Regions from separate parts of the Homo sapiens genome. Here region 2 is linked to region 1. A link is a loop called in an ENCODE intact Hi-C map of the cell type or tissue named here. Cell type or tissue: PC-9. All regions are shown on one strand. Links, peaks and the distances in the headings refer to the core of each region. The heading gives the core; the rest is flanking DNA. Region 1 holds the start of LINC01010 (long intergenic non-protein coding RNA 1010). Region 2 has its middle 60 kb from the start of LINC01010.

Region 1 (15,279 bases), core at 2,584-10,583:
GGGAACCAATATTTTGTTATGCTCTCTGAGAGGAAGAGTTTGGCAAGTGTATTAGTTTCCTAAGCCTGCCATAACAAAATGACTGGGTGGCAAGATCAAAGTGTTGTCAGAGTTGGTTTCTTCTGAAGCCTCTCTTTTTGGCTTGTAGGTGTCTGTCTTCTCCTTGTGTCTTCATATGGTCTTCCCTCTATGTGTGTCTGTGTCCGAACGTCTTATAAAAAATCAGTCTTATGAGACTAGGGCCAGCTTGAATGATCTCATTTTAACTTAATTACATCTTTAAAGACCCTTTCTTCAAATATGGTCACATGCTGAGGTACTGAGGGTTAGGGCTTCAACATAAACATTTGGGGAGAACACCATTTAATCTATAACAGCAAGTTCATTAATTTGTCTTTCCAGTTCCCGAAACACCTGCCTGCTGAAATTCCTCTGCAATGTGAAGGAAGCAGTGTTTTTCTCTTATGTAGGTAATGACCCAACCTACAATTTAATAGCTTTCAGATAGTTGCCTTTTGTTTGGAGAATGGTTTTCTTTTCTTTCCTTTTTTTTATTTTGAAACAGAGTCTCTCTCTGTCAAGAGGCTAAAGGCTGAAGTGCAGTGGCGCGATCTCGGCTCACTGCAACCTCCGCCTCCCCGGTTCAAGAGATTCTCCTGCCTCAGCCTCCTGAGTAGCTGGGACTACAAGCACGCGCCACTACGCCCAGCTAATTTTTGTATTTTTAGTAGAGACAGGGTTTCACCATGTTGGCCAGGATGGTCTCCATCTCTTGACCTCGTAATCCGCCTGCCTTGGCCTCCCAAAGTGCTGGGATTACAGGTGTGAGCCACCGTGCCCATCCTGTTTGGAGAATCGTTAAGGGAAGAGATGTGGAGAAGACAAATGGAGATGTGTTTCCCTGGGGTTTGAATACTGTTAGTCATGAGAGTGGATGTTTGGGATTGAGTTGACTCTTCTAATGCTAAGCATCAGGTCCTGAATGACAGAGGAACCATGTGTTCTTCAACCATTTGTGTGTGTGTGTGTGTGTGTGTGCAAGTATTTGTGAAATGCCATTCCCTCTATAGCCCCACACCCAGGGGCAGGTTCCTTCTTGTCTAAATCTACAGGAAATATTGAAAAGAAAGTTGAGGGATTCCATCACAGCTGTGGAAGCAGGAAAGGGAATGGGGGGTGGGTAATTTGAAAAATATTTACACAAGGCAAACTATGTGGGATTTATAATAGGGAGTAAGAAGGAGGACGGAGTCAAGAGTAATTCTCTGAGGTCTTTCTTGGATGATTAGGTAACGAGTAATATCTTCAACTAAGGGAGAGAATCTTGAGAAGCTAGGTTAAGGGAAAAGAGGAGCTTCATTTGGGGCAGGCAAATTCCCCAAGCAAATTCCAGCAATTGTGACTCCTCAAGCTCACGTTCCTATCATATATAGAGCCTGGTTAAATTGTGCCAGTAGCAGAACTTGATTTTTATAAACAATGACAGTAATTGGTATACTAGTTAATAGTCAACATAAATCACTTGAATGATCAGGGTTTATTAACAATAGTAGAGTCACTACAACAGGGATAAAGAAAAGGGAATATAAGGGCATAACATTTAGAAGTGTTGTGCAAAAACAAAAATAAGCATAAATGAACAAACAATAGAAGCAAGAGTCTGAAAGATTTGTTACCTGTTCAGCTATGACTTCGGTCTGAGGCCTCTAGAGCCACAAAATTCATGGATTCATTTCCAGCATGTTTACTTACCATTTGACATCAAATGGTAGGCACTGATGCTAACAACAATTAAGCCAAGTTTTGCATTCCAGGGAAGTTCAACATTTTCACTCTATTGCCCAGGCTGGAGTACAGTGGCGCAATTTTGGTTCACTGCAACCTCTGCCTCCTGGGCTCAAGTGATCTTCCCACTTCAGCTTCCTGAGTAGCTGGAACTATAGACATGCCATGCTTGGTTAATTAATTTTTTTTTTTTTTTTTTGTAGAGACAAGAGTCTCACTATATTGCCCAGGCTGGTCTGAAACTACTGGGCTCAAGTGATCGGCCTGCCTCAGCCTTCCAAAGTGCAGGGATCACAGGCATGAGGCACTGCTCTCAGCCTTTTTTTTTTTCTTCTTCTTTTTAAGAAAACACACGTAGAAAACCTATTGTGTAGGATATTCAAAAGGTGGAAACAGCTTCAGTGTCCACCACTGGCTATACAAAATGTGAATATCCTGGATAGAGTTTCTGTTCTGATAGAAAAGTTTTGAAAATAGTGATGATGGTTATACAACATTGTGAATGTACTTAATGCCACTGAATTGTGCACTTAAAAATGATTAAAATAGCAAATTTTATGTTATACATACTTTAGCACAATAAAAACAAAAACCCTTCTGTGTAGGTTTTGAGGACACAATCAGGTTGAGTAATCCAGTTTTTCTCTTCCAATAACATAGTCTGATACGTTTTAAAGGAATAATTCGAAAGAAAAATAGATATGAGCTTATATCCCAATTACTCAGTATGAGACCCAGACAGTATTTCAGAATATAGCAATTTTCAGTTAAATAGATGCTCGTTAACATTTAGAATAAGGTTTTGGGGTCATCAGCTCATTCTTGATGCAAGAAAAATCTAAATGCATCTTTAGAGATGAGCTCCTCTGGGTCATTTCTACTTGCTAGATTCATATGCAGTGCCCCAGTTTTAAATTAACAAAAAAAAATCAAAAACCCTAGAAGATTTCTTAGTAGGAAAAATATGTTTTATAACTCAAATGAAGCAAAATCCCTAAATCTCTTTTTTTCCCCAGATTTGCAAATGCCATTCTCCTTAAGGCATCAGCTCTAATTTTTTCTGCTTTATTTTTTAAAATAAACTTTTAACTTTATAATACTTTTAGGTTTACAGAAAAGTAAGATAACTATAATGCACCCCACGCCCAGTTTCTCCTATTGTTAACATGAGTGTGGTACATTTGTCAAAACCAATGAGCCAATATTAATACATTATTAACTAAAGTCCATACCGTATTCAGATACCCATAGTTTTTTGTTTTTGTTTTGTTTTGTTTTTGAGATGGAGTCTCACTCTGTCGCCCAGGCTGGAGTGCAATGGTGTGATCTCAGCTCATTGCAACCTCCACCTCCCGGGTTCAAGTGATTCTCCTGCCTCAGCCTCCCAAATAGCTGGGATTACAGGTGCCCATCACCATGCCACGCGAATTTTTGTATTTTTAGTAGAAATGGGGTTTCACCATGTTGGCTAGGCTGGTCTCAAACTCCTGACCTCAGTTGACCTGCCCATCTCAGCCTCCCAAAGTGCTGGGATTACAGGCGTGAGCCACCACGCCTGGCCAGATACCCGTAGTTTTTACCTCACGTCTCTTTTCTGTTCCAGGAGCCTATCCAGGATATCACATTAAACTGAGTTATCTGGCTGGGTGTGGCAGCTCATGCCTGTAATCCCAGCACTTTGGGAGGCTGAGGCAGGCAGATCACTTGACGTCAGGAGCTTGAGACCAGCCTGGTCAACATAGCGAAACCCCTTCTCTACTAAAAATACAAAAATTCGCGAGCATTGTGCTGCGCGCCTGTAATCCCAGCTACTCAGGAGGCTGAGGTGGGAGAATCGTTGGAACCTGGGAGGCAGAGGTTGCAGTGAGCCGAGATTGTGCCACCGCACTCCAGCCTGGGTGATAAATTGAGGCTCCAACTCAAAAGTAAATAAATAAATAAATAAATAAACAAACAAATTAAAAAATTGAGTTATCTTGTCTCCTTAAGCTCGTCTAGATTGTGACAATTTCTCAGACTTTCCTTATTTTTGATGATGGTGACAGTTTTGAGCAAGCTTGGTCATGTATTTTGTAAAATATCTCTCAGTTGGTGTTTCTAGAGTGTTTTCCTCATGATTAGACTGGGGTTATGGGTTTTGAGGAGATCACAGAGGTAAAGTGTCATCCTCACCACATCACATCAAGGGTACTTGCTATCAACACGACATCACTGGTGACGTTAACCTTGATCACCTGGCTGGGGTGATGTCTGTCAGCTTTCTCTGTTGTAAAGTTGCCCTCCGCCCCACCCTTTTCATACTGTATTTTTTGGAAAGGAAGTCACTATGTGGAGCCCATACTTAACAGGGTGGGGAGTTACACCAGAGTCCTTGAGTGGTGAGTAGAACGTTACAGCACAAAAAATTGCTTTTTGTGCACCCTAATGTATACAAATTTTTGAAAAATCACTTAGGATATTAGGGGATCCCAGAATGGAGTGCAGGCTATGACAAAACAATCTAAGTGTCTTACAGATGTATAAAATAATTTCCCTGAAGGAGGTGGGAGGAAAGTTGCTGACCTAAACAACTTTAGAAATGAATGGAGACTACAAGACCAAAGGCAAAATAAACTGTATGTAAGCACTGTATTCTCGTCAATAAAGTTGCATCTCAGGAGTATAGTTTGATTTTGAGGGCGTTATTCATGTGTACTGGTATTGAGCAAATAAATGAGTGGATGGTGGATGGTGGGAGCCAGGTTTCTCACTGTTGGAGTGGAAGGTGACATACAAAGACAGGAAAGAGGCTAGAATGATCCATGTGGTATAGGATTAGAGTTGAGACAACTGTATGCACTCACATTTAGCTTAATATAGATACGAATAATTACATATATAAATACTTATAGATATGTGTACATATAATTATTAGAACACACGTATATATTTCCCTGTTCTGTCAACATTCCAGTAGCAAGAAGATCTTGATTTCTTTTATTTATTTATTTTTTTGAGATGGAGTCTCGCTCTGTCCCCCAGGCTGGAGTGCAATGGTGTGATCTCGGCTCACTGCAACCTCCACCTCCCGGGTTGAAGTGATTCCCTGCCTCAGTCTCCCAAGTAGCTGGGATTCAAGGCGCCCACCACCAAGCCCGGCTAATTTTTTGTATTTCTAGTAGAGACAGGGTTTCACCATGTTGGCCAGGCTGGTCTCGAACTCCTGACCTCAGGTGATCTGCCTGCCTCAGCCTCCCAAAGTGTTGGGATTACAGGCGTGAGCCACTACACCCGGCCCCAATCTTGATTTCTAATACCATTCTCCAATGGTTACTTGGAGACATGGCTGATTTTAGGACGGGGAAGGGAATACCTAAGATAAGCCTGCAGCATCTTGTAGTTCCAGAAGGCAAGGAGGCACTCAAATGAGAGCAAAAAATAAAAAAATTAAAAAAAAATCCACAGTGATGGGAATATGTCAAAAAGACACACGGCTGAAAAAGTTCCCAATGGCCAAAACTGAAACAATTTAAGCAAATCAATCAATCGATCAACAGTGCGCTGTTGGACTATAACTCAAAGCTTAAGATAAATATCCACATGCCCATACTGATGAAAATAAGTGATTAAAGAACTGAACAAATAGGAGAGAGTAGACAAATCCTCAGTGCAGAAGAATTCCAAATGATTTTTGTAAACCTAATTTTTATACCTATAATTTTCATTTCAATGTCATAGAAAACTAAGTGAATTACTATGAATACTATATTTGTAGAGGAAAGACTAAGGGATGGTAAGGCTGCAGAGCATCCTGTAATTAAAATGAGAAAACCGAAAGTCAAACAAAGTCATCAGTGGGCAGATTTTTATATACTTCAGCCTTAGGTTTCCTTGGTAATAACCCTATCTGGCAACTACTACTTATTCCTACATAGATCTTAAGAACACAGCTCTCTGGAGTCTCCTCATACCTATTTGAATAACGAGGTGTATGTGTCCTCATACAAGAGCACATTCACTTCCACCTATGCACACCCTCGAGAAGAGAAAGGAATGGAATATTTTTGTTTTTATTTGTAGCTAAAACAAGATTTCACTGTTTACTAGTTTCTAAATACCAAAACAATGATGGGATTCTGTCATCTTCCTGGTCACTTACTGCTCATCGCTCACTGTGTGGGGAGTGCAATGAGTCAGTGGCAAATGCTCTGCAGACACGCCCCTTGTTCATCTGAAACGCACAAAGGAGGGGTGGGCTGTGTGACTAAGCCTGTGTGTGGATTCTTACAGTAAGTTATGTTTCTGAGAAACAGGCACTAACAATAGCTCATTTAAAAAACAAAACACAACGAAATAAGCACCATTACAATTGGTGAAAAACATGTTTAATCTTTTGCCTAAGAAAGTTTTGATAGCCCAACATAATTGAAATGGTGGCTATGCATCGTTCCACCCTAGTTACTCTTAACGGCATGTTTTGAGTCACCAAACGTGCGTCCTGCTCAGCCTTGCCCAGGCAACTGTGAACGACAGCCCTTTCCAGAGGACCTCAGAATGACAGGGGCATGTCACAGCACCTTCCTTTCTTCCAAGAAATGCCAGGTCACAGGGGGTGTTCACTTATTCTCAAGTGACATTCTTGTCCTTAAAATATTTTTTTCCTCCATTATGGTTGTGACAATTGTTAGCATAAATATTAGCCTGAAAGAAGGACAATTCTTATGAAGCCCAAATTGGGTTTAAGTTATAAGTAACAGTTGTGTTTTTAAAAAATAACTCATCCTCATCATACAACCAGATAAAGTAGAAATCAATTGTCATATAAGATATACAAAATTTGGGTATAAATAAAAAGATAACAACTGGATTAAAATGATCCTTTGCCATATTTTACTCTCTTGGAAGTGAACTCTGAGCATACATATAATGATATGCCTAAAAAGTGTCAATGACACAGCTATTTTCAATGAAATTAAGGAAATAAAAGACCCAAAATGCTCATACTTAAGATTTGTTAAACCTTATCCCTGGTCAACATTCTATGCAGATCTGAAACTGAAACTATTGCAAAATGATGCAAGACTGTAAGTACTCTCTGGAGTTTGGGTGCATTATTTTTGTAATTCCTTTTATGTAATGGAACTATTTCTTTTTCCAGGGCCATATAAACACCTGAAGAGAGGACGATGTCAGGTCGACAGATTGTGGAATTTAGATTCAGCACCTAAGCTATTTGAGGTTGACACTCACTGAAATCTTGAGTGTTTGCACCTGCTGTGGAATAAGTCATTGTCCTTGGACACCTTACAAGGTGGAGTTTGTGCACATTTGGGAAGAAGGAGGCGGCTGGCAGAGTGACTTCCTTATCGACCCACTCACCAGCATCTCCATCTCCCTCAGGGGGTGCTGTCCACCCACCGTGTTTTGTTTACATCAGTAGCAAAGACATATGAATCATCTTCCACTTTTTAGCTATGAATGAAGAAGTAACCTCTGACACCCACTAGTGCGACTGGCCCTTACATGCTGGTATATGTCAGACTCTTAGCATCACTCTCATTTCATACTGCTGTTGATGATGTGAATTTTGGAAATATTCTCCCCTATTGGGTCTTTCTCCATGACAGATGATGTCCTTTGGCTTCGGTTTTTTGCCTAAGAACTGTAAGTGGTGCTTGCTAGCCCTACTAAGAATCCTGCCATTGTTGCAAATTTCAGAAAAAAGGTAATGCATTTAAGGAACTTTTCCCTTTGTTACAATTATTTTCTTTCTATATTAAGTAGCTTATAATTAGGATAAAGAGATTACAGAAACAGGGATGGAGAAGGACGGGTTGAGGGGAGGAGAGAGAGTGCTGGAGAGACAATATCATCACTAGGAAAAGACATGAGTAAAAAAATAGCGCAAACAAGAATTATGCTCCTCAAAAAAGAGCTTTCTGGTCACCTTGCAAGGATTCTATAAAAGTTACAGGTTACAATCGAAATAAGTAAAATATTTAGTTAACAAGGAAATGTGCATCGTGCACATAATTACTGAAAGTTATTACCAGTCACTGTGGTAGGAACTGGGGATTAGAGAGAGAACGGATCTGTAGTTCTAGCCTCAAGGAGTTACTGTTTAGCATTAGAGGCAAAATGAAAAAGTACTCATTGTTTCTGCCCATGTTTGCAAAAAGGGGACAAGTTATTGGTCCCCAAAGTAAATGAGATAATGAGAAAAAACTTCAGGGAAAAAACTGAGAATACTATAGCTGATTAACTTACTGTTTAGTTCTCTTAAAAATATCTACCTTCTTATCATTATAATTCTGGAATGAAAATCAGGAGGACTGCCTAGTACTGCCAATTCTGACAGTGATCTGGTAAGACATTTTCAATTATTTCCTCTGTAAATGTTTTAATATCAGATTAGAAATGTGTTTCTACTTTCTAATTTGTAACGTAAGACTTCAAAATCTGTTTGAAAACTACTGTAGAAAGTCTGTGTTGAAGGATAAAATTCCCCGATATTTTAGAATGGACTCTTTGCATTCAATTAATTTATTAGTTAAAGACAGTGATTAATGCATCCTAAAATATTTAGGGATGTAGTCTTTTCTAATTATTTCACTATAGCATAGAAGAATTGCTATTAAGAGTTGGCCAACAGGCCAGGTGCAATGGCTCATGCCTGTAATCCCAGCACTTTGGGAGGCTGAGGCTGGATCACTTGAGCCCAGGAGTTTGAGACCAGCTTGGGCAAAATGGCAAAACTCTGTCTCTGCAAAAATACAAAAATCAGTCAGGCATGGTGGCTTGTGCTTGTAGTCTGAGCTACTCAGAGTTGGGGGCTGAGGTGGGATTCGCCCGGGAGAAACGAATAGAGAGGTCTGGGTATGCAGGGATATAGGGTCAGGTTACCAAGTTAGCTGAGCACATCGGGTCCCCTGTGGATATTGCCACTTCAAAGAGGCTCAAAAGCTCTGAAATTTTATGAAGAATTTTCTCAGGTTTGGCAGATACGAAACTGTTGAACACTGTTAGAGAAAAATGGGGAAAAGTAAACTAAGGCCTATCCAAATTATTATTTTGAATTGCGTAGCTCAAGATGATTTGACCATCACATTAAATTTGTCCAATTAATTTGTCACATTAAATTTGCCAAATTAAAAGTGTATCATGTAGTGACTGATAGTAAACTAAGTACATGAAATTATGGGCATTCAGAAGATTTTTAAAGAACTGATTGGTTTTACTTTGGAACAGTAACAATGCAGTGAGGCATCTTGGGACAAAGATTGGAAGAGGAAGAAAGCCAGAGAATTGAGCCTGACATTTGGGAGCCACTTTTCCCCTTGAACAACAATAATAATGGCCCTTAGGCTTTCTGCGGAAAGGAGGGTGTTTGTTTAAAAAACAAAAAGACAGAGACATATACAGAGACAGAGAAAAAGAAGAAAGGAAAAGCAAAAAGATTCCAGAAATAAAGGGGAAAATATAACCCTTACCATGGAGGAAAATTACAATTCACTTGGATTAACCATAAGAAGATTAAAAAGTCATATATTGACCAATTTTAATGTTTTCTGGAAGAAGAAACACACCTTTTCACACTGTGAGCTGTACAGAAGCCGACTCTGTGGTTTTTGGTGTGTAAAAACATATAGTAATAATAATTATACCACTTTACACCTTTATGGTGTTTTGGGTTTACAGATTCTCCATACAGTTAATCTATTTTGGGTTTACAGATTCTCCATACAGTTAATCTATTTTGATCTTCATACCAAACCTATTCTAAATTGGGGTTTAGAGGAGGTGTGAGGCTGACAAAAAGATGTTCTGCTTTTTGTTCAGGACCTGTGCTCAGGGCTGTGTTCTCATTTTGAGGTTGGATTTTGTACACTCACATTTTCATTTATCTCTCTAGTGCTCAAGATATTCACAAACTTTTTCACTGTCAGGGATGCATAAAAGAACAATACTTTATTAGAGCTATATTCTAAGCCAACTGGGTCGTCGTACCTTAGATTCAAAGTTAGATTATGGCTCAAAATGAATCCTTAGCGTATTTCTGGTGTTCAAAAAGAATAGGTTGAAGCCGAGACGGGTGGATCACTTGAGGCCAGGAGTTCGAGACCAACCTGGCCAACATGGCAAAACCCCGTCTCTACTAAAAACACAAAAAATTAGCCAGGCATGGTGGCGTGCGCCTGTAAATCCAGCTACCTGAGAGCCTGAGGCAGAAGAATCGCTTGAACCTGGGAGGTGGAGGCTGCAGTGAGCCGAGATCATGCCATTGCACTCTGACCTGGGTGACAGAGTTGGACTATGTCTCAAAAAAAAAAAAAAAAAAAAAAGAATAGGTTATTTTATATTTCCTGAATTACATGTAGTTGTAATGCCTTGCTCAGGATCTTGCCTATAGTGGCAAAGAAATATTGCTTAAAATCGACTCTTGAATTACACTAGCATTCTGTAGGCACCATATCAAACATCTAGGACAGGGGTCCTCAATCCCCAGGCCGCTGACCGGTACCAGTCTGTGGCCTGTTAGAAACCAAGCCACACAGCAGGAAGTGAGCAGGGGGCAAGCATTACAGCCTGAGCTCCGCCTCTTATCAGATCAGTGGTAGCATTAGCTTCTCAAAGGAGTGCAAACCCTACTGTGAACTGTGCAGGTGAAGGATCTAGCTTGCGCATTCCTCACAAGAATCAATGCCTCATGATCTGAGGTGGAACAGTTTCAACCTGAAATCATCCCCCACATCCCACCCCACCCCAGTCCCATCTGTGGAAAAATTGCCTTCCATGAAACTGGTCCGTGATGCCAAAAAGGTTGGGGACCACTGGTCTAGGACTTACCCGGTAAGTTAAAGACAAACCTTTAAGGAATTTTCAATTTAGTATCTTGATATCCCTATGTGAAGATATTGGAACTCATTCATATTTTTTGTTTATTTTGTTTTTGTTTTTTGTTTTGAGACCGAGTCTTGCTCTGTCGCCCAGACTGGAGTGCAGTGGCATGATTTTGGGTCACTGCAACCTCCGCCTCCCAGGTTTAAGTGATTCTCCTGCCTCAGCCTCCTGAGTAGCTGGGATTACAGGCGTGTGCCACCACATCCAGCTAACTTTTGTATTTTTAGTAGAGACAGGAATTCACCATGTTGGCCAGGCTAGTTTTGAACTCCTGTCCTCAAGTGACCCACCTGCCTCGGCCTCCCAAAGTGCGGGGATTATAGGCATGAGCGACCGCCTCGGCCCTCATATTTGGTTTTGCTTATATGTCTTATAAGATTATTTCATAATGGTTATCTGCTTCTAAATCTGTTAACTTAGTTTTGCTAAATGTAGTTCAAACAAAATTTATCTTTGGATTTTCATTACCTTTTTGGCTTGTCACAATGAACAACAGGGATTGATAACAAGAGAAAAACAATCCACCTTATTGCAGCAGCCTGGTTTCTGATCCTAGGCACCATTTACTAAATTAGATAATGGGAAAGAATTACTCTTCTCTTTCCCCAAGAGAGTTAGTGAGTGGTAAAAACATTTAGGTGGTGGGTGAGGAGAATGTTTCTTATTGGTAAAAGGAATTTTTAATAGGGAAAGAGACCAGGTGAGAATAGAAAACTAAGGGAAACACAAGGCCATTTTTTGTCTGTTTGTTTTTGAGACAGGATCTCAGTTTGTCACCCAGACTGGGGTGCAGTGGCTCAAATATGGCTCACTGCAGACTTGACCTCCTAGGCTCAAGTGATCCTCCCACTTCAGCCCCCCAAGTAGCTGGAACTACAGGTGTGTGCCACCACACTTGGCTAATTTTTGTATAACAAGGTCATTTTTGATAGAAATATTTATGATATCTGAATTTCCTCCATGTTGAAAATCCATATTTATTGTTCTTATTTTTCTTGTACTTCACTTTCATTGTTCATTAATTACATGGGAAAATAACACTTCTATGCAATGTATAACCATTTTTAACAAATAAGAGTAATAGTGCTGTTTGCACTACTTTGTGTGACATGTCTAAACAATGTAAACTTTTTGTTGTATAGACTTTAGTTATTGTTCAGTACAATGTCATCTGCTGTGCATGACTGTGTGTAGTCTCTCTCTAGAAGTGTATAATTTGCTGACTATAATGAATCTCTTTTGATAGCAAAACTTTTCTTTTAAAAATATTAATTATTAGGTTGGTATAAAAGTAACTGCAGTTTTCCCCATTAACCACAATTGCTTTGTACCAACCTAATACCTGGTGGACAGTGGCAAATGGAATGCAGTCACTTCTGCACTGGCATAGGAGACTGTTTGTCTTATCTTCCCCAGTGAATCTCCTGGCAGAAGTAGTTTCTACTAGGAGAAGAAAAAAAAAATTACAGTAAGACCCCATGGAATGAAAACCTGTGGCGCAAGAGCCTCACTAAATGTCCCAAACACAGGAAGCAACCAGCCAATACTGTTGACTTGAATTCCAAATTGATCCAGTGTTCTTTGATTGTATTTTGACTAAGTAAAGGCATCTCTCTATATACTTGTCCACTTCGGGATTTATCTGTTGATTTTTGTTTGCTTGTTTTTGGTCTCTAAAGGTTTCAGTTATTTTATGAGCAGATGCTTTTTCCATTATCTTTCCTCTCTTCTTTGCATTAGCATTCCTAAAACATACACAATCAGTATCTCTTACCAGTTACACTAGAGGTTGGCTTGCTTAAAAAGCAGTAGTGTTATTTCTTCTAGCCAAGTACCAACTCGTTGCAGTCAGGCTGGAACCCGGCTATTGTCCTGACCTGTGGCTTCAGCTCTGGGGCAGAGGATGCAATGTGTGCAATGCAATGCACACGTCGATGCAATGGTGTGCAGGAGCTGGCCTCCACTACTTCATGAGAGCTGTTTGTGTGTATCTCTTTCCAGCTTCACGTTAACCGTAGTGGGAGTATTTATACCATGGAGGTCAGCAAACATCACAGATCAGATCTTTTTTTTCTTTTTCCTCCAGAAAGTCAGTAGTTAAGCACTTACCAGCACACCACTGGTTAGATATGAGGTGGAGAGAGAAGTTGAAGAGGGGTGGAAAATGAGATCATGAGCTATTCAAAGGGCCCATAATAAAACAAAAGAGTGAACCAAAGCAGCTTCATGTTCGTCAGTCCTCATCAACACCAAGAGGTCTCACAGGCTGCTCTTTGCTGGAGTCAGTGTAAAATCGCAGAGGAGCCTGGACTGGGAATTAAAAGACCTGGTTTCTGATCCTCATGCTGCCACTGCATGCCTGTATGATCTGGACTACTCATTTAACTTCTCCCAGTCTCAGTTTTCTTCTCTGTAGCACAAAAGTATAGAGGTGGGGTGCAGCTTAGATCCTCGTTGTTTTAAGTGTGCTTCAGAAACTGTCAGAATGGGCATCACCTGGGAACTTGTTAGGCCAACCTGAGGTCTACTGAAACAGAATCTGCATTTTAACAAGATCCTTAGCTGTGCTGTGTGCACATTCGGGGAAGCACTAGAGTTGGTAAGTGGTCCTCAAACCTGGATGAGTATTTGTAAAGATTAAAAAATATGTATTTTGCTGGGCATGGTGGATCATGCCTATAACCTCAGAACTTTGGGAGGCTGAGGCAGGAGGATCACTTGAGCCTACTGCAACCTCCACCTCCCAGGTTCAAGCAGTTCTCCTGCCTCAGCCTTCTGAGTAGGAGTTCAAGACCAGGCTGTGCAATATAGTGAGATTCCAGCTCTATAAAAAGTAAAAAAGTTGCTGGGCATGGTAGTGTGTGATTGTGGTCCCAGATACTTGGGAGGCTCAGGTGGGAGGATCACCTGAGCCTGGGAAGTCGAGGCTTCAGTGAGCCATGATTGCACCACTGCTCTCCAGCCTGTGTGACAGAGCAAGATCCTGTCTTAAATAAAAGAATAAATAAAATAAAAATACATATTTCTGGCCTTTATTCCTGATATATTGGGTCAGAATATCTGGAGATGAATCTCAGACTTTTTATTTTTAAAAAGTGCCCCCAAAGCTTTTGAGAACCAACAAGTGATGGGATCCGTTAGCTCAAATGGTTCCCCATGGTTTTCTCTCTCTCTCTTTTTCTTTTCTTTTTTTTTTTTTTTTTAGATGGAGTCTCACTGTGCTGCCCAGGCTGGAGTGCAGTGGCTTGATCTCAGCTCACTGCAAACTCTGCCTCCTGGGTTCAAGCAATCCTTCCACCTCAGCCTCCCAAGTAGCTGGAATTACAGACACCTGCCACCTGCCACCATGCCTGGCTAATTTTTGTATTTTTAGTAGAGACTAAAAATACAGGGTTTCACCGTGTTGACCAGGCTGGTCTCAAACTCCTGACCTCAAGTGATCCGCCTGCCTTGGCCTCCCAAAGTGCTGGGATTACAGGCAGGAGCACCCAGCCTCCTTGTGGTTTTCATAGTCGATGTCTGCTCTGACAAAAGTTGCCAGCCTTCAAGATAATGCTTTCCTTCTCCCTGCCCAGTGTTGATAGTTACTAGAATTGGTGGAAAGCAATTCTTGAAGGGCTTAGGGAGTATGAATTTGTAAACCACTTTTATTTCATAAAATTTGAGAAGGCACCGTAAAAAGCTTAGATTTTGGAGTGGATAAAATAATCTTCTAAATATGAAAAAAAAAAAAAAAAGCCAGCAGAAATAGGTTACTTCATGGGGTTGGAAGAGAAACTAAAGGAAAATAAATGACACTGTAAATGTACCTGTCTTTTGAAATCCTAGCTGACATTAAATTCATAGCCATGCAGAGGGTTTTAGATGTGCTTGTCTGAGATAGTGAAGCTTAATGGACCAAATATGGCTGAAAGATCAGGAAATCTACTTTTAGCCACAAATTATGAAATGGAGATATATAATTATTTTATTGTGATTCTTCAAGCGAATACACTTGAAAGATATAAAGCATGGCTTTCTCATGAAGTAATTCTATGATCATGTGCACTTTTTATTTTAAAATTTGTTTTTACCAAATACAGCTATAATATAAGCAGCTTATTCCTGGCCAAAAACCCACCTAAGAATATCAATTAGGAATTTGGTTGGCTTCCAAAAATAAAAAAAAATTGACTTATAAGTAAGAAAGGTTCGTTTTCTCACATTCAGAAAGAGAACCCACATGTTGGGAGCAGCGTTGCAGGATTCTCTGGCCTTTCCCTCACATTGGGAGAGCCACCGCAGCTTCAGACCCCATTGCCATGCCCTTCCAGGCAGGAATGAGCCGAGGAAGGTCAGGGCCAGCCACACCTGCCTCTGCATGGGAATAGCAAAGTTGTCTCACTTTGACACCTAGCAGGATTCTGCTGACATTTTGGCCAGAATTAAGTCACATGAACTCCTTTAACTAGAGGAGACTTGTAGAATAGATGAGTTTTAAATTTCAAACTACATTGCCAGGGCCTTCTACTTTCCTTTTTTTTTTTTTTTTTTTCCTCTAAGTGACAGGATCTCAGCCAGGTGCAGTGGCTCACGCCTGTGATCGCAGCACTTTGGGAGGCAGATCACCTGAGG
Region 2 (15,279 bases), core at 4,065-12,064, 58 kb before region 1:
GTGTTTGTGGTGTGTGTGTGTATTTCCATTTAGACTTTGTAGTATAAAGGTCTGCTTTCTCCACTTTTGCCATTGTTCCCTAATAAACTGTTGTGTGTGTGTGGATATATATATATATATATATATATAAACAATTAGATTATGGTTACTTATTCATTCTCAAGGAACAGGAAAGCCAGCAAAATAGACATTGATTGCCTCAATAGCATGTACTAGGTAACAACTTCATTTAAGGCACTGATCCCAGGTACTGTGGTCAATATAAAAATGTATAAGATCTGACCACTCTCCCAGATTAAGCTACAGATAAACATGACTAATTCGAAGTAGAAATGGGCAATGTGAAATACAAAGAAAGTGCTGCGAGATTTCTGAAGACAGTAAGATTATGTCTGATTTGGGGGATCAGGTAGTGTTCTGTGGGATGCCTTCTGCACCGGGCTCAGAAGGAGGGAGCTCTGGACATGTAGTGGTGGGTGGGTAGAGATGGGGCACTCCAGGTGGTGGGATAGTACCCCTGGGAAAGTGCTGAGCACTTTCTGGACCTTTTTTTAATTATTATTATTTTTTAACTGATTGACAAGATATGGAATCTGGATCGTTAAAAAGGCTATTTGGCTGTGATGTGGAGCTGTGAGAAGTAAGCTCTAGAGTGAGATCCTGAGAGTTCTTTAATTTCACCAGTTGTATTAGTTCCCTAGGGCTGTTTTAACAAAGTGGCTGAAAATAACAGAAACGTATTCTCTTATGGTGCTGGAAGGCTGAAAGCCTGGTATCAAGGCGTTGGGCAGGGCCATGCTTCCTCTGACGGCTCTAGAGAGGAATCCACCCTGGTCTCCTCCAACAGCTTCTGGTGGCTCCCGACAACCCTTGGCACTCCTTGGCTCATAGCTACATCACTTCAGTCTTCACCTTTGTCTTCACAGGGCCTTCCTCCCTGTACATCTGTGTACCTTGGTGTGTCCTTTCTTCTTTTTCTAAGGACGCCGGTGAAATCGGATGTAGGGCCCACCCTAATCCAAGATGACTTCATCTTAACTAATTACTTCTGCAAAAACCCGTTTTCCAAATAAGGTTACATTCTAAGGTTCCAGGTAGACATGATATTTGGGGGCACACTATTCAACTCACAACACCATTTTAGCAAGATCCCAAGAGTACCATAGTGTCAAGCACTAAGGAGTCTGAACTTTACCAGTTTAGATGCCTACGTTCAGAGAGACATTGAGCGAAGTCTTTTTAGGGCAGGGAATACCTTGACAGCCTTGGCCTTCCCTAGGTTGGACCTGCTGTGCCTGTGGTGAGCCTTTAACACCCGACTGCCATAAGCCACATTCTGAAAGGCCGTACACCCACATATACTGTCTGGGTGCCTGAAGCTCTGCCTTCCATCTCTGCCCACTGGGCTATGATTGTAGCATTCCATTTTGCTCTTACTGGGGGAAGTATTCTTGTCCCTCTCTCCTGCACCCAAATGCCCAGCTGCTGGCTGGGACTCATGAGTAGAAGGTCAGTGTAGGCTTCAAAGCTAGTATTTCCATTTTTCCCATTCTACTACATCTGCCTCCCATGGCTTACTTTTGTTTTGTTTTAGAGACAGGGTCTTGCTCTGTCACTCAGGCTGGAGTGCAGAGGCATGATCATGGCTCACTGCAGCCTCGAACTCCTGGGCTCAAGGGATCATCCCACTTCAGCCTCCTGAGTAGCTGGGACTACAGGTGTATGCCATGATGCCCAGCTCCCATGGCTTACTTTTGGAACAATGTGTTTGTCAAATTAAGTACACAGGCCTGCAAGAACTGGGAAGGAGAACTCTTATCTTACTTAGTACCTCTCGACATGTACTTTTTGCTTTAGAGACAACTAAGTAGCCATATCAGAACAAGTGTCAGTTGAAGGATACCTTTAAGATATTCATTTACAAATGCTTTTCTGAATGCTTTGTGTATGATAGTTCCGTATCTCATTATTAATTCTTTTAAGCTTTTAGTGCAGGCAAAACTAACATGTTTAACATCAGTCCTCTTATTTTTTACTATAAATAGTTGCAAGAATTAAATGAAATAATATATTTAGAAGTCTTAACACATTCCACACAGCAGTCACTAGCTATTATTACCCTTCTAACTGTACATGCTGGCAGTTATCTGGCTCAAGGAGTTTTTAGTGGGATATGATATATTTTGCCTCTCAATTTTGAGTTTTAATGCTTTTTACCATCAAAGGATTGACATATCTTCCTGGAAAAGATAAAAAAGATCTTTGAAGATTTGTTTTCTTCAAAGTTATGACAACCACAGCAACGTGCCTCAGTGTAGATACTCTGGTTGCTAAGGACCGCATAGATCAGGGTAAAAAGTGGGCTGATGGTACCTGTCATTTTCTTTTCTTTTCTTTTTGTCACTTGGAGGGAAGAAGCAGCTTGGTAGATGCTTGGGCTTGTGTCTGAGGCATCACAGCAGCATTGTGAAAAAGAATCAGTCAGCATGATGGTATCTATCTTTTTGGACTGACTTCTGGACGGATCTGCCATTCTACCGCTGTACTTTGCTCTTCAGGGAAACATGGAAGCACATTCCCATGCTAAAGAAACTTCTATGTGATCAGTTCACTATGCAGAGCACTGGGAGTTTCCCTCCTCAACAGAGATTGCAGCACACAGCCTCTGCCTTGCTCAACACCACAAGATTCTGTGTCAATAATCAAGGACAAAATAGCTCTAAAATTAAATCTTATTTCCAGCCTAGAGAATTTTTAATCTAGATTTACAGACATCATAAAAAGTAATGATTACTATGTCAAGAAAGGTAATTTTCATGAAGGAAATGACTTCTAATCCAAATGGTTTATTTGTAGGATTAATGTCATATGAACCTGTTTTATACAAAGTTGTAGGGAGACAAAAAAAAGGGAAGAAATTAATTTCGAGCCTAAATATACCAGTAAATAAATAAGTTGACAAAAATGAGCTAATTTTAACTTCAAATCACTCACCCAATTCGTCTTGTACAATAACCTCAGAAACACAAATACACCATGTCCGGCTGCATATGAAAGTGGCAAGAGCTTGTCATTTCCATTTTTAAAAGGAGAAGCAAATGTGTCTAGCTTACTCAATTTTTTCCTAACTTCAACTTTCATGTTTATATAACCATCAGGGAGACGTGCTGACTCACAGTCAGCCTCTGGGGCAGCACTTCCCTTTTCTTTAGTTCTTGAAGAAACAAGTATGGTGCTCCCAGGAGAGTGGACAAGCTAACCATGTGAGTTTTTTATACACACAAGTAATATAATCGTGTACATTTATGTTAATTGACAAAAGTCTGAACAAGATAATCCCTAAACAATAAGAATGATTTTATTTTATTTATTTAATTTTTTTGAGATGGAGTCTCACTCTGTTACCCAAGCTGGCTTGATCTTGACTCACTGCAACCTCCATCTCCCAGGTTCAAGTGATTCTCCTGCCTCTGCCTCCCGAGTAGCTGGGACTACAGGCTCACACGCCACCACACCCAGCTAATTAAGAATTATTTTAAGCAAGAATTGCTTTTTAAAATGCTAAACAAAATGATAAAGTCCACAAGTTTTTAGGTTTGTAGGTGAAGTCTTAGCTGACTTCCCACCTCCAGCAGGTTGGAAACTGTTCTTGATGCTCCCATAATACTTAGGATTTACACGATCATTGCGACACTACAGCACTTAATAGTAGCCAGGAGATAGAAGGTTCCGTGTATGGGGTACTGAGTTTGCACTGCACTTCTTCTCACTCCAGGCCACAGACCCCCGGACTCTACTTCCTTCCTTAGAGTCAGGAACTAAGAGGAAAATATTCAGCTTGGTTTTCTGGAGTGAGAAATACAGGGTTGAGACTACGTCAAGACAGTTATGTAAATAATGTAGGTGAAAAACTGAAGAAGAGATGAGGAGCCACCACAGCTTCCCAATCGATTTATTTGCTTCCAACTTTTCCAACATTGCTGCTCAGTGAGCTTTCAAAAATGCCAGTCCAATTAATTCACTTTTCTGCTTAAAACCCTTCAGTGCATCCGAGGGGACTTGAGATAAAGACCAAAGCCCTCACCTGCCCTGGAGGCCTTGAGTGACATGGTCCTCCCCTCACCTGCCTGGGGAAACCACTCTTGCTCCTGAGGGCTCCAGACTTCACCTGCAGTTGCTCTCTTAGTTCATCGAAACAGATGGGCTTCTTCCTGCCTCAGGGCCATTGCTCCTGCTGTCCTCCTGCCTGAATCATCGCAGCAGACTGCCAGCCCTTCTGCTGTCTTTGGCTGCACACTTCTTTTCTTTGGCCAGCCAAGAGATGACTGAAGTTTGAATTTGAATGCCTTAAGGCCAGTAGACTTCCTCCAGTGGGCCTTCAGTTCTAATATTTCTTGTTGTCTTACCCCTGCCAGATGCACACATTTGTGTTACCTGCCTGATCTCTTAAAGGAATTTGAGTTTGCAATCTCTGGACTAATTAATGTCTACTGATCAACCAATAAAGCACAAATGCCACCTCCTCACAAAAACTTTCACAGCCCCACAAAAAATCCTGTACTTTCCCTTCATAGCACTTGTCACAACAACAATTAAATAACTAATTGTGTTATTACATGTCTAAAGTCTATATTCCCGGCCAGCATGGACATTCCAAAAGGGCAGGGACTCTTGTCTTTTTCACCACTATGTTCTTAGTGTTTACATATAGAAGGCACTCAATGATTGAATGGATGAATGATAAAGCTAAAGTATTCCAAAGCTTAGTGACATAAATAATTCTCTAAAAGCTTTAAATGAGAATTATAGGCAAACATTTTTCTGAGATTATTTGAGCCTAGTCCTTCCAGGAGACACTGAGATCCCACAACCCTGAGGATGATATATCACGGGAAGCTCATGACAGTGATTTCGTACTACTGTGCTAGGTCTAAAGGGCAGAAGGAATGGGGAAGCCAAGAGGGCTCCAGGCTCCATGCAACTAATGAAACCATAGCAGCTCTACTTGCTAGACTTTTATCATTATTCACTTTCTTTCTTTCTTCCTTTTTTTTTTTTGAGACAGAGTTTCACTCTTGTTGCCCATGCTGGAGTGCAATGGTGCAATCTCGGCTCATCGCAAACTCTGTCTCCCGGGTTCAAGCGATTCTCCTGCCTCAGCCTCCTGAGTAGCTAGGATTACAGGCATGTGCCACCACGCCAAGCTAATTTTGTATTTTTAGTAGAGATGGGGTTTCTCCATGTTGGTCAGGCTGGTCTCAAACTCCTGACCTCAGGTGATCTGCCCACCTCAGCCTCCCAAAGTGCTGGAATTACAGGCATGAACCACCGCGCCCAGCCTGTCATTATTCACTTTCTATCTTTTATGTAAATATAGTGAATTTCTGCATAGGATTTGTCTGAACAAACCTTATACCAAGGCTTTGACAGTGTCTATCTTATTGGTTATGGTATCCATGGCTCCTAGGATGGTGCCTGGCACTGAGTGTTGGTGTCTATGAATGGTAACCTACTTGTGGTAAAGATATTTACAAAGCTAGGATCAGATTTCTGTTGTGTTTCAGGATCAGGAAGTAGTGAAGCTGTCCTATTGCAGGTAACATTGGTAGCATTACCTATCACATATGATGAGGGTTTCTTCCATCCATTCAGTCCAATTGCAAAACCAAATCAAACAACTTCTTTTCCTTCCCAAATGATATTTAATTCAAGTCCTTCAAATGCATTTCGAAAGCTTCTCTTGTCCATGCTCCTTCTCTATGCTATGTTGTCTTCTCTGCCTGTAGTCACATCCAAAAGGCAATGAATTAATTATCTTCATAAGTATTTTTCTTTATTTCCAAACGTGATCAGAATGTGCCCAAAGAATTCTTCATTGCAATGTTTTTGAGGAAGTTTGACTTATTATTATTATTATTAGGCTTCATTTTATCTGAAGCAAATTAAAGTGGACAATTTTCTATGATGATGGAAAGTCTCGCTATGTTGCCCAGGATGGTCTCAAACTCCTGGCTTCAAGCAGTCCTTCTCCCTTAGCCCTGCAAAATGCTGGTAATACAGGCATGAGCCACTATGCCAGGGCAAGGTTTTTTTTTAATGTGATAATTAGCAGTAAAAGTGGGATAAAAGACATTATATGGACCAGTACATGCCGTGTTCATGGTGCCAAATAGCTTCCATTTCCGCCCTTCCGCCCTTGCCTCTTTGCTGCCTTCTGGACCAAAGTTGTCTGTCTTGGAGGCAGACTTGTGTAATTACTTTAACAATCTCACTTGCCCTCTGGTTTCTGGTTGGCTTTGTCCAATGGAGAGCCCCTGCAGGAGGTCAGAAGGAAGATCACAGTGCGGTCTGGTCCCACATTCCCCTGCTTCCTGCCTACAGAGTTGGCTTGGGCTGGCTGCATGATTGCGAGCAAAGACCATAACTCCTCTCAAGGTGACCCTTTCCACACTCTCTCCTCTTGCTCCTTTACACCTCAGGGTTGTAACATCTGCTGTGACTAGCCCCAGCATGTCACTCTTCTTTGTGGTTTTCCCACATCTGCCTATACCCTATCAACAGTCCCTTTACTCAACCCTCCTGGAGTATGCCACTTGCTTCCTGTTGGGGCCCTGATTGATATACCTACTAGGGATTCCACTTATGATCACTCTCATTTTGCTCAGGAGTCGAAGTTATGGTGATAGACATTGTATCCACAGGTGTAACTACTTGAAAGAGAAGCAATTTTTGGAATCATACCCTACCATCTGCCTTTGTTTTATTAGATCTAAAAATCTAAATTAACCATATTTTCATTTTGTCCTAAAATGCCTTATTATTGTATTTTTCTCAACACTTCTATAATATGCCATGCATATTCTTATTTTTTGAAAATTATATAATTTGTTGGTAATTACTAATTTTATGTACCTACACTACTTACTCTGTTGCCAGGCTGGAGTGCAGTGGCGTAATCCTGGCTCACTGCAACCTCCCCTCCTGGGTTCAAGTGATTCTCCTGCCTCAGCCTCCTGAGTAGCTGAGATTACAGGCACGTGCTACCACACCCGGCTACTTTTTATATTTTTAGTAGAGAAGGGGTTTCACCATGTTGGCCAGGATGGTCTCGATCTCTTGACCTTGTGATCCACCCGCCTTGGCCTCCCAAAGTGCTGGGATTACAGGTGTGAGCCACCACACTCAGCCTGTGATATAATTTTCTAATATAAATGAGGGGGCTGGGCACAGTGGCTCACGCCTATAATCCCAAAATTTTGGGAGGCAGAGGCGGGTGGATGACCTGAGGTCAAGAGTTCGAGACCAGCTTGACCAACATGGGGAAACCCTGTCTCTACTAAAAAATACAAAAATTAGCCAGGCATGGTGGTGTACCCCTGTAATCCCAGCTACTTGGGAGGCTGAGGCAGGAGAATCACTTGAACCTGGGAGGCGGAGGTTGCAGTGAGCTGAGATTGCCCCACTGCACTCCAGCCTGGGCTACAGAGCGAGACTCTGTCTCAAAATCAATCAATCAATCAGAGAATTCACAAAAGGAACTAACTTACAGAACTTTATAGCTGGTTACTGGTATTGCTATCCAAATTTGCTGCTTTTCATGCAGGTGTCTTTGTCAAGGATGGGCTGTGACATAAAATGCAAACAACTGTTTTTAATGCTACATTTAGTATACATTTTAAGTTCTCATTTAGGGCAAATGTTCACTGCAAATTAAACTAGAATATACAAACATTTATAATGTAAAATATAACTTGTATTAGGGGTTCCTCACTTGAAGAAAACCCAAAATAAAACTCAACTTGATAAAAAATATTTGAATATATGGGATGATAATTCAAGGTTTTTCCATGAAATAGGAATGTCTCAAATGTCAAAAAGAAAATTGAATTTGAAAGTCCTTTTGAGCATACTGGTTGACTAAAGTGAAGGACACCTTTTTTATTTGTTTATTTATCAATTTACTTATTTATGAAATTTTAAAAATTAAGTAAATTTGCTTCCTCCTCATAGCCTCTTCTCTAAAGCTTATCTTAATCATGTCTTCTCCTTAACCATAAGCCTACATGCTCCTAATTTTATGACTTTGTGATCACTGCAGGTTTTTATACCGTTACTCTAAACAGAATTCCAGGCTTATCTTTGCCATACCAATATCTGATGAAAGTTGTCAGCTGTATACAAAAACAAAATGACCTTCTGCTCAAGTTCCCTACCCCCACCCTCCACCCCACAATGACTGTAAATATAAACACATTTTTAAAATTTCTTAAATATTTTCTTTATAGAAATCCAATTTAATCTCTATATCTGCCAGGATATTCTTTCAATTCATTTATCAGTACACCTTTTGAGGTTATAATAGTATGGAGAATTATAAGGAGAGTTCTAAACCAGGGATAACAAGTTAAGTAACAGGAAGATGCATAAGAAAATCTATTGTTACTGATGGAGGGTCTTGACTACAAGTCTTCCAGGCTCTTGACATTTTGAACAAATAATTGGACAAAACGCACAAAGAAATGAAAGAATGAAGCAGCGAAAGCACAGATTTATTGAAACAAAAGTACATTCCACAGAGAGGGAGCCACAGAAGCAAGCAGCTGATGAGCGCTTGTTACAGAATTTTCTGGGGTTTAAAAATACCCTCTAGAATTTCCCCATTGGTTACTTGGTCACACCCCATGTGAATGAAGGAATGGCCCACAACCAGTCTGATTGGTTGCAGAAGGCGACCAATCAGAGGCTGAAGTGAAGTAACAAAGTTACACTCTTAGGCAAATGAAGACTAGGCCCACAACCAGTCTGACTGGTTATGCGAGGGGGCCGATCAGAGGTACTTTCCATTTATCATCTGCCACACAGTGCAAAGGGAGTAGCCTCTGATCCTTTTGTTACTTCAGTGTGTAGAGGTGGGGTTTTCCTTTTGATTCAGTTATAGGAAGTCAGCACAAATCGGCCTTAGTTTCCCGGCCTCCACACCCTATTCTCCTGTCTCACTGTGGTTTCTTTGTTCACCTTTATCTGTTTAATAGCATGTATTCATGCTTCTCACTGCCACTAATATGTGTTTTGGATGATGCAGCAAGCTAAATACAATTGCTTACAGGTCAATTCATTGAAAATATTTTCACTTCAGCCCTCTTCAAATTAAATAAGTGAAATGAAAGAATAGATCAATTAATCATTTTAGTAGCTAGGCCCTGGGTTATTGAGGTCAGTGACCTTGGTGGGCTGATAAATGAATTTGATCCTGGGGAGGTTTCTGTTTCCCTTGTTTTAATCATTTATGTGTGCCCTATTATTCATAGAGAGAGGTACAGTGCTAGCACTCCAAATTCAAGTTCATTAATATTACACAACAGATGCAGGTGTTTCCAGGACGGCTAAGTCAGAATAGCCCTTTTCACTGGAAAGTGTGAAAGCCAAAGTAATTGTCTTCCAACTATGCAACAGGCACAGAAGTGCATATTAGGATTACTGAAGTTGAAATTTTTACCTGACTCTCATTTGCTTCTTTCCATGCTTTGAAATAACCTTTTCCTTCTTCCTTCTTCTCCTCCTCCTTCTCTTCTTCTTTTTTGTTTTTTTTTTTCTTCTTGTATTTCAAAAATCATAAGGCCAGTAATTTAAAAGCATGGGTAGTCTTTTTCTTTATGAAAGTTTAAGCTAAATACCTGTGCATCTTCATACACTCTTGCTTACTATTGACTGAACAAGTTTGGAATTGAGGAATGCTGATGTTCTAGTTATGCCCATTTTCTTCTACCAAACAAGGTATTAAGTTTTGTCTACATATACAAACTATTGTATAAACAGGAACAAAATGAATTCTGGCAAAAAAAAAAAAAAAAAAAAAACTGGTTATTTTTTAAATGTTTATTTGAATGGGTAAAATCAAATAAAATAGCCAATGGATTATTATTTATTTATTTATTTATTTGAGCCAGGCTCTCACTCTGACGCCTAGGCTGGAGTGCAGTGGCATGATCTCAGCTCACTGCAGCATCAACTTCCTGGGCTCAGATGATCCTCCCACCTCAGCGCCTCTGTAGCTGGGACTGTGGGCGTTCACCACAACACCAGGCTAATTTTTTTGTATTTTCTGTGGAGACGAGGTTTCGCAATGTTGCCAGGCTGGACTTGAACTCTTGGCCTCAAGCAATCTGCCCGCCTCAGCCTTCCAAAGTGCTAGGATTACAGGCGTGAGCCACTATGTCCAGCTGCCAATGAATTATTTACCTAAATTGAACAATTTTTTTCAAATGAGTCTAAAGATAGCCTAACACTCAATTTTCAATCCTCACTAAAGCAGGAATTCTCCAGCGCTCAGAGATAAACAAACAAACAAAAATCCAAGAAAAATATATGGAGCCTTCTTTTTATAATTTGAAATTCTGTAGGTAATTGCATCCCTTCTACCCAGATAAGCTTTCAGTTTCCAAGTTATTCTCATGCTGCCCTAACTCATTTTGAGGATGCAACATTTTAAAGATGAAAAATTTACTGCTTTAAAGAATAGGAAGAATAAACATCATCCATCTTCTAAGATGGACAGCCTTGTCATTACCTCACCTGCTCTTTCTGTATATGCACAGGACTAACATAAATAGTTACACTGAGCCTTAAAGAATTATGCTTTGAGAAGTGATTTAGAAAGAAATAGAGAAGATGAGGGGAGAGACTACAAAAAGGAAGATACCTTCAGCAGGGAGCTGTATGACATTACAACCGTAGCAAAAGCAGCTACTGTATTTAAACCTCCAAAAGAGTGCTGAGCCTGAAAACTTGAGATTTGAGGCACCACATGGATATGTAGCACCTTGGAATGATTTTTGTTCCTATTCTTCTTTTGACTGAGCTCAACTTTAATAGTAGTATTTCACTTTTATCTAGCATTTTATAGTTAACATAACACTTTCGTATAATGACTACAATTTATTTGGCATTAGATGTGTCATTATCTCATTTAATTTGCACAGCAATTGGATGACATGGATTCTACTATTATCCTAATTTTACAAGAAAGGCAGTGAAGCACAGAGAGATGAAGTAACCTGCTTTTTAGCTACGCTGCCATTCTGCACTCAAGCATCCTCTTAGTCTTCTTGACAAGCATATAAGGTAGATACCATCTACTGCTTGCTTAAGAGAAGAGCAATTGCTGATCAGGGAGATTGAGGAATGTACCCAAGGTCACTCAGCTAGTAGACAGTAAAACTGGGGCACAAAGCCCGGTTTAGATTTCTAAATTCTTCCAAGTTGCTTCTAGTGACACTTTTTTTTTTTTTTTTTTTTTTTTTTTTTGCAACTGGAAAATATGGGCTAGCTGGTGAAAGTTCAGGTGGCTGGCAATAATTTTGGTGTGACTCTGAAGTCTTTGAATCCTACTTCAAGACCTACGTACATGGATACAATAAGTATAATTTAATTTTATGTATGTATGATTATACTCTACAATATTTATACTGTTTATATTATGTATTTTATAAATTTTTATACTAAAATCCTAAATGCTAAAATACTAAAATCATGAAACAGTATTTTATACTATTTTATACTGTACTAACACCCTTAAGTTACTATGGTATGTGTGTACCTTAAGGGTGTCACTTATAACATTCTACTGTTTTTCACTGCTATTGTTCTCTCTGAAGGGTCTGGCACTGTGCCTGGTGCATAGCGCGTGCACAGTACATCATAAATGTTTCATGTATAAAAGAATGCACGTGCCTATTTAGGCACACACAGTACTTATATAGCTTATCTTTAAGATGCAGGAGTGGAGATTCAGACTGTCCTTGGATTAATGTAGAAAGTGAAGTGTATCAGAGACCATCTATGTGGTTCACCTGCCTCGCTGCATTCGGTTTTGCTTGTACAACAGAGCATGTGCTGCATGAAGCAGCAAGATGGCTGCTCAGTTCCGCAGGCTGGATACAGCAGGTCTGGTGGAAGGCAGTCCCAGCTGCTTAGATTTTGCCCATTCTCTCTCTCCAAAAAGTAGAATTGCAGACTCTATGGAACACAGGGGTTCAGGCTCACACAAACATGGGTGTTATTACAGAGCAACAGCAAATGCACTACTGATGGATGCAGCGGGTCACTTTACCACGTAATTTTTTTTTTTTTCTTTGAGACAGAGTCTTGCCCTGTGCCCCAGGCTGGAGTGCAGTGGTGCTGTTTCAGCTCACTGCAACCTCCGCCTCCCGGGTTCAAGTGATTCTCCTGCCTCAGCCTCCCAAGTAGCTGGGATTACAGGCGCCCACCATCACGCCTGGCTAAGTTTTTGTATCTTTAGTAGAGACGGGGCTTCACCATGTTGGATAGGCTGCCCTTGAACTCCCAACTTTGTGATCTGCCCACCTCAGCCTCCCAAAGTGCTGGGATTGCAGGTGTGAGCCACCGCACCCAGCCGACATTACCACATGTTTTTCTCATCAGAAAGATGAAGAGTTCAAGCTGTATGACCTGTGGGTCCCTTACAGCCCTAAGCTCTACACTGTATTGCCTGTGGGTATGCCACATTAGAAAAATAAATATCAGGCTCATCTCAGGTACGCCTTAGCAAACTGGACTCTTGAAACAGTACCATCACCATCTTCTTATTCTGTCGTGATGCAATAAACATGAAAAGCAGTGAGAAATGTCCTCTAATGGTAGCTTTGTTAATTAACTACATAGTATTCTAATTACCAAACAAACAGAATATTTGATAACTATTATGACCTTGGTGGGCTGATAAATAAATTGGATCCCAGAGAGGATTGGCTATATCAAGTTTCCCTTTGCTTTACCTAATCATTTATGTATACCTGTAGGCTCTGTGTGTGTGTATATATGTGTGTGTATGCGTATGTGTGTGTGTGTGTTTTAAAGAGTCATTTAGATAAGGAATGGTTGGGGTGGATGAACAAGATTATTAAACAGAATATGTATTTGGTTTGTTTTTTTCAAAATCAAATTGACTGTCATCAGGATATTATTTAGAAACCATTGCTCAGGTGGAGAAATGGCAGGTCAGGCCTTTGAATTTATGCCACTGGTCTGGGTTACTGACATAGAGAAAGTAAAATTTGATGATAGATTCTTTTAAGCCACTGGTTCATCTCCTTTGTTGGATTTATTCTTCCAGTTGATTTTATTTTGTTAGTTTATTTTTGATTTTGCTTTCTTTTTTTTTAATTTGGGAGTTGTCTTTCACTAAATACAGTTATTATGTACTAAATATATGTGTATTTTTCTGAGTGAATGTTGCCAAGTGTTCATCTTCAAAAATACAACACTGATCCTAACAAACATAAACATTGGGGTAGATCAAATTGAAAGAGTGCATAGATTAGCTCTTGATAAAAAACTACTGAAAACTCCCCTTTACAACTGGCTTTTAGTAGGAACAGGAATATCAATTTACCTTATGATCCAGGGTTTTTCAAATGTCTTTCGCCATGACCCACAGTAAGGAATATGTGTTTCTCATTGTGATCCAGAATATATGTGTGTGTATCTGAATAAAAGTTTCACTAAAAATATTTTTTCTTACTATGTGTGTGTAATGTGCTCTGATACTTAAAAAAAGAAACTCCTCTATGTTATTTTTTTAAGTGATGGCTGTAATTCACAAAATTGATTTATGACCCACTAATAGGTGGTGACCTGCAGTTTGAAAAATATGACTTAAAACCAGTAATGCAAACACACACAGAGAATTGTTTGGTCTTAGAGTAGATACCTATAAGTATCAATCAGCCATGTCATAATGGAACAGTTCTACTGTGAATGTTTACTTTTTAAAATCAGCAGTAGACCGTGTGCAGTGGCTCACACCTGTAAACCCAGCACTTTGGGAGGCCAAGGTGGGCGGATCATTTGAGCACAGGAGTTTGAGACCAGTCTAACCAACGTAGTGAAACCCCATCTCTATAAAAATGCAGAAAATTAGCTGGGCATGGTGGTGCACACCTGTAATCCCAGCTACTCAGGAGGCTGATGTGTGAGGATTGCTTGAACCCAGGAGGCAGATGTTACAGTGAGCCAAGTTAGTGTTGCTGAACTCCAGCCTAGGCAACAGAGCTAGACTCTGTCTCAAAAATAAAATAAAATAATAAAATATAATCAGCAGTAATATTGACGGTTTCCACAACAGCCAATGAAGGCTTAGGTCAGGAGTGTCATTATCCTTCCAAGGACCCTATTTACTCTCTGACATCAGTGCCTTTTTTGGGACCACAGTGTTTCTACTGAGAGTGGCTTTAACTAACCTGACTTGAGGAAAAAGATCTTCTTCCCATGATTGTGCCTCTGAATAGCCACTGCATCTAACCTGAGCAACACAGAAAGACCTGTCTCTAAAAAAGTAATATATTGCTGGTGTGCCCACTAATTTTCTCTTCCCATATACTATTCAACCCAGGCTAGTTTCATGTATTTCTTTTTGGCATTTCAAGCTTAAATATCTAGAGCCTTTTACATGCTCTGCCATACTTGAGAAATTGCTGCATTATCAGAATCAAAATCAGACACTGCACTGCCCAAAGAGACTTTGGTCAGAAGCAGATATATTCACTAGTCCTCTTGAATCTCTATGTTACATCGAAGCTATTTTCTGAAAAAAAGTCCAGGAAAAACAATACTCCAACAGGTGATGCAGACATAGGAACTGCGCTTTCCAGATGCTTCTGAGTGTTTTGGGCTATGCTTGTAAGTTTATGTGTATGAGGACTAAGAGTATCTAGAATAAGACTAGGCTGTTATTGCCCACATCTCATCTTCATCTTAAGGATGAAGCTGTTGCCAAGCACAGACTAGGTGAGGCACTGGTAAACATTATACTCAGTCAGTTCTGATTGATTTCAATAGGCTAGAAGTAAAAATTAATTCAAAAGTAGAGTCACTTTAACCAAATGCAAAATATCATGTGCCTGTCTCTGTCTTCCTCCAACCACCTACCTCTGGCCCATAGATTTGTTTGGGTTTGGCTCTCACAGGGTTTAAACAGCAACCAAAAATTGGATTTGTTGAAGTGAAAATTTGCATATAAAAATCTGATTTTTGGCACCTGGGAGATTTGGCAGCCCTGGGCAGCATTGCCCCGTGGGAGGGTGGCTGGATGCCACCCGTTTTAGATGGGTCATGGACTCAGACTCACCCGAACACTATTCAACTGACCACCTTCCCTCATGTTACTTTCCTGACCCATCTGTGCTTTTGAGTTTGCCCTTGCCAGATAGAAAGGAGGTTCAGTGGCACAGATTTTTTTTTTCTGTTTAACAGCTCTTATAA

What was found. A loop is a pair of places that touch in the nucleus more often than their neighbours do. Peaks named below come from ENCODE experiments on the same cell type or tissue, not always from the same donor. Only the 100,000 strongest peaks of a DNase experiment are listed, where the experiment ranks them.
Region 2: a loop joins it to region 1, with 2.4 times the contacts of the local background. A loop is called at or near these places in 8 of 110 quality-filtered maps.

The regions. Positions count from the first base shown.
Region 1 is chr6:134,430,393-134,445,671 of GRCh38, forward strand. The region is part of intron 4 of CT69 (cancer/testis associated transcript 69); the gene reads right to left. LINC01010 (long intergenic non-protein coding RNA 1010) reads left to right here and starts at 7,324. Exons shown (of 3, transcript NR_038217.1): 1 at 7,324-7,489. RefSeq lists enhancers at 5,510-6,709, 5,859-6,153, 7,311-7,370. In PC-9, for the core only: a CTCF peak has its summit at 7,136; DNase peaks (open chromatin) are centred at 5,959, 6,799 and 7,169; H3K4me3 peaks cover 1,206 bases; H3K27ac peaks cover 2,554 bases.
Region 2 is chr6:134,370,452-134,385,730 of GRCh38, forward strand. No RefSeq gene overlaps it. Among named protein-coding and RNA genes, the nearest start is that of LINC01010, 60 kb to the right of the region's middle. RefSeq lists a silencer at 10,042-10,101. In PC-9, for the core only: no CTCF peak of the experiment used is centred there; a DNase peak (open chromatin) is centred at 8,800; H3K4me3 peaks cover 1,066 bases; H3K27ac peaks cover 1,455 bases.